2 separate regions of the Homo sapiens genome follow, and region 1 is linked to region 2. A link is an interaction called in ENCODE POLR2A ChIA-PET data of the cell type or tissue named here. Cell type or tissue: MCF 10A. All regions are shown on one strand.

What was found. Peaks named below come from ENCODE experiments on the same cell type or tissue, not always from the same donor. Only the 100,000 strongest peaks of a DNase experiment are listed, where the experiment ranks them.
Region 1: POLR2A ChIA-PET joins it to region 2 with 5 read pairs; 1 of 35 experiments calls an interaction of 5 or more read pairs at or near these places.

Annotation. Positions count from the first base shown.
Region 1 is chr9:31,789,724-31,792,223 of GRCh38, forward strand. No RefSeq gene overlaps it. Among named protein-coding and RNA genes, the nearest start is that of LINC01243, 410 kb to the left of the region's middle. In MCF 10A, no CTCF peak of the experiment used is centred here; a DNase peak (open chromatin) is centred at 1,188.
Region 2 is chr9:32,589,999-32,592,498 of GRCh38, forward strand. No RefSeq gene overlaps it. Among named protein-coding and RNA genes, the nearest start is that of NDUFB6, 18 kb to the left of the region's middle. In MCF 10A, no CTCF peak of the experiment used is centred here; a DNase peak (open chromatin) is centred at 1,113.

The DNA.
Region 1 (2,500 bases), 800 kb before region 2:
ATTATTTATGATTAGGATAAAGGAAATGAATAACAAATTTTCCCTCAGTGTTGGTAGTTTTCTGTCTTGCATTATGTGAGTTTGGGACAAGGTCTGAACAGGTGTGCCTTATGCTGTGAGATCATTGAAAGGCACTCAAAGACACAAGTTTGCCTCATGAGATGAAGGACTTAATTGTTGTCTAGTGGTTTTATTGCTCTGAAGGAAACATGAGGGTTGAGGGACAGACAATAATTTTCATTGATTGATTGACCCTCTTTAAGGAACATCAGTCACTTAAATTCCTAGAATTTGGTTATGACTTTTATTTTTTCTTTTCTGTTTTACGTACAGAGTGGAGAAGAACATAAGGTTTCTTTGACTGAGTTTATTTCTTTTCTCAATTCACTGTGTCAGGCAAATAAAATACAAAGAATGAGACAAAAAAGAGCGGCTCCCATAGACAGAAAAAGACAAATGAACACAGAGAAAAGACTACCTGTAGAGATACAGAGGGCCAAAGAGTAAACACACACAGAGATACAGACTCACAAACAAAAACACATAAAGACAGGGAAAGACACAATCATAGAGAGAAATACACAGATATACTACACATCCAGAGGGAGACACAGAGACAATAGACAAAGGGTCACACACAGATTCAAAGATATGCAGAGGGAAATGAAAGACAAAAAAAAAAAAAAAAAACAAACACCAAAGAAGACTCCCAGAGACACATCCACATAGAGACACACACACAGGCACACAGAAAGACTCATGGAGCAATAGAGATACGCACAGAGAAGCACACAAAGGGCAGAGGCAACACAAATATTGAATCATACATGAAGAGATACCCCAGGAAGAGACACATGGAGAGACACAAATACAGAATCTCCTATATTTTGTAGGAGTGGCCTTTATCACAGGTATTGATATCTGAACTTGTGTTGTTTTGAACAGTCCATAAAACTGTGCATTCCAAGACTGCACTAATACCTGCCTTATCAGAATCACCAGGGCTGAAACTAGAAACGTGTTGTTTCTAAAAACTGCATAGATATTTCTGTTATGTACCCTTAGCTGGAAGCATCTCTTATATCGTAAGGAAAATGGATATGCTGCAGTCAAGAATCGGCCAAGTCAGACACCCAGTCCTACATGACTCAGCGAGTTTGGAGCACAGGTACACAACTCTGCTCATTATGTAACCACTCCATGTGAGGCACATTAGGTAATAACCCAGGTGAGCTCATGCTTGACTCAGAGCCCCTATTGACTGTAAAAGATGTAATTATCCTGATAACGTTGTACATATGGTTTGTGCACACAGCTCGTGCCCAGGAGCCCTCGCACCCAGAGAGAGAGAGAGTAAAGCCATGTCAAAACTGTCCGCTATTCCTCCAGTGTTTTTCCAGCTACCGCCACTCACCCATCAACTCCCCTCAGACCTCAGTTAGAACCTGATGTATATTAAGCCTTCAACCCTCCTAAAGTAGTGTGCATGCCAATCTTTCCCTTACAACTGAATGAGCCTTACTAATACACTGGAACATGGTGCTTTTTCGAAAATTAAGTTTGTTACTTTTGCCAATTTTAGGATTTTTTGGCCAAATTAATTTGTAATATTTAATTATTTTCTACTTACACTTTCAATTTTATATATTTTAGCTAATATTTTAGGTTTCCTGGTTTTAACCTTGTCTACTATTATTATTTTTGTTCACATTCTTTTAAAATATTTTGCATTTTATTTATCTTAATCCTTAGGTTAGCTGTTTTTATTTTCAGGAGTTAATTATTAAATTATTAGAATGTCTTTCATGGCAAGCAATGGAAAAGTCAAATCAAACTGGCTTAACCAATAAGAACATTTTAGAACTCTTGTATATGCAAGTCCATAGGTCAGATGAGCTTTAGGATTTACTTAATCTAAGGACTCTGTCTTTATTTTCCCTGTGATTCTTAGGGAGGAGAGAGAGCAGATGACATCTCTATGTACTAGCTTCATCCGCAGGCTGGTAATCAGGTGGCTATAGTTGTCATAGTATATTTCCCAATGGCCAGCAGGAGAGAGCTCTCCTAAGATTTCCCCTTAAGAATAAGAAAAAGTTTCTCAGAATCCTTTTTTCAAAATTCCCCTTACATTTCAATGATCCACATCTGGTTTTGTGTCCTTTCCAGAACCAATCTCTGTTGACAAGGAGTTCCCAATTCTGCTTAACATACACTTGGATTCCTAAACCAATCACTGACTGGGAGATGTCATTTTCTTAGTTGACTTAACCTAATTAGATCTGGAACCAACGTCCCAAATCACATGGTTGCTACAAATCAGCAGGGTAGATACCAGAAGGAAAATTAGGATGTTAGCAGGGAAAAGAAAAAGGTAAAACAGCTGCTGGTTATGCAACCAGTAATATCCATCATCATTATCATCACCATCATTCATCATCTTCATCATCACTATTATCTTTACCTTCATTTTTCCATTGGTCTCAACACAAACAAAAATCAC
Region 2 (2,500 bases):
TTCCACCACTTCTGCTCTCATCATTGCCTCCTGCAAATTTGATAGTGGCAACATTGGTTTATTCCCAGAAACAAAGGAAGCCAACAGCAGAGCCTCCACTCCTACCATCCATCAGGATTGTTCCTGTATGTAAATGGAGGCCCCACACTACACTCAACATTATTAAACGGTTCTTTTTTTTTTTTTTTTTTTTTTTTGAGATGGAGTTTCACTCTTGTTGCCCTGGCTGGAGTGCAATGGCATGATGTCAGCTCACGGCAACCTCCGCCTCCCTGGTTCAAGCGCTTCTCCTGCTTCAGCCTCCCCAGTAGCTGGGATTATAGGCATGCGCCACCACGCCCAGCTAATTTTGTATTTTTAGTAGAGATGGGGTTTCTCCACGTTGGCCAGGCTGGTCTCAAACTCCTAACCTCAGGTGGCCCGCCTCGGCCTCCCAAAGTGCTGGGTTTACAGGCATGTGCCACCACACCCAGCTCATTATTAAACAGTTCTAAGACACATCCACAATTGTAGATGAGAAATCAGAGTACTACTTTTGGCTAAGATAGTCTCCTACCAGTACTATGGCTATCTAGTTATCTCGGATATTCTGTTGAAAATACCTTCCATCCCAGTTCTTCCAGATTTACAGCAGTCATATATTTCCTTATCCACTAAAACCTAAACCAAAAATGTTGCACATTTGTGTGTGCTTTTATCTGTGTGTGGGAGGTAGAATAAGGAGTCCAGAGAGTTGTGGGATTAAACTTGGCTGAGCTAATATGTATGTAATTCTACCTCTGGCTATGATGAACTACCAGGGACTGGATTTACCTTTTTACCCCCAAACAACTAGAAAATCTGACAAAACATATGAAGCAATGGTTTTAAGACGTTGGACAATGTGGGATTATGATCCCCACCAGAGGGAAATAAATGAAGTGAGCCCTACAATTTCCCCATTTTTCTGCTTGAAGAAGTTTTTAGGTTGCAGTGCAGAAAGAGAAAACCCAAACAGAGCACAGCAGTCTCAATGAGTTAGAGACTGAAGTTTTAGGAAGCCAAAGCAGCTAGAATTTCCTTCAGAGTGGAGGGAGCTACAGAGGGAGAGAGCAGAGCTCTGAAGTCTTCCACTCAGTAGTGATCTGTGCATGAGTCAGAGAAAACTACCTGAGGCCAGAGAAAGAAGCCTGAGAAATCACTACAACAAACAATGCCAAGCATGCAAAAAAGCAGGAAAACAGATCCATAACGAGGAAAAAATAATTGATAGAAAAAAACAAAAATGACAAAGATAATGGAATTAGCAAAGAAGGATGTTTTAAAAAGCTATTACAAATATGCTCCATATATTCAATAAGTTGGAGGAAAGCAAGAATGATCAGGAGAGGAATGAGACAACCTACAGAATGGGAAAAATTTTTTGCAATCTATCTACCTGACAAAAGTCTAATAGCCAGTATATACAAGGAACTTAAGTAAATTTACGAGAAAAAACAAACAACCCCATTAAAAAGTGGGCAAAGGATATGAACAGACCCTTCTCAGAAAAGACATACCTGCGGCCAACAAACGTGAAAAAAAGCTCAACATCACTGATCATTAGAGCAATCTAAATCAAAACCACAATGAGATATTATCTCACACCAGTCAGAATGGTGATTATTAAAAAGTCAAGAAACAATAGATGCTGGCGAGGTTGCAGAAAAATAGGAACACTTTTACACTGTTGGTGGGAATGTAAATTAGTTCAACCATTGTGAAAGACACTGTGGCAATTCCTCAAAGATTTAGAACTGGAAATACCATTTTTGATCCAGCAATCTCATTACTGGGTATATACCCAAAGGAATAGAAATCATTCTGTTATAAAGATACATGCATGTGTAGGTTCACATGCAGCACTATTCACAATAGCAAAGACATGGAATCAACCCAAATACCCATCAGTGATAGACTGGATAAAGAAAATGTGGCACATATACACCATGGAATACTATGCAGCCATAAAAAGGAATGAGATCATTACCTTTGCAGTGACATAGATGAAACTGGAAGTCATTATCCTTAGCAAACTAACGCAGGAACAGAAAACCAAACACTGCATGTTCTAACTTATAAGTGGGAGCTGAACAATGAGAACACATGGATACAGGGAGGGGAACAACACTCACTGGGGCCTGTTGGGGGAGGGCAGTGAGGGGAGAGCATTAGGGAAAACAGCTAATGCATGCTGGGCTTAACATGTAGGTGATGGGTTGATAGGTGCAGCAAACCACCATAGCACACGTTTACCTATGTAACAAACCTGCACATCCTGTACATGTACCCCAGAACTTAAAAATAATAATAATAAAAACAACAACAAAAACACATAAAAATATGTGGGGTGTAGTTAAAGCAGTGCTCAAAAGGAAAGTTATCATATTGAAGAATAATATTTAAGAAGAAATGACTCAAATCCATGATTTAAGCTTCCACTTAAAAAATTATTAGAAGAACAAATGAAACCTGAAGTAAG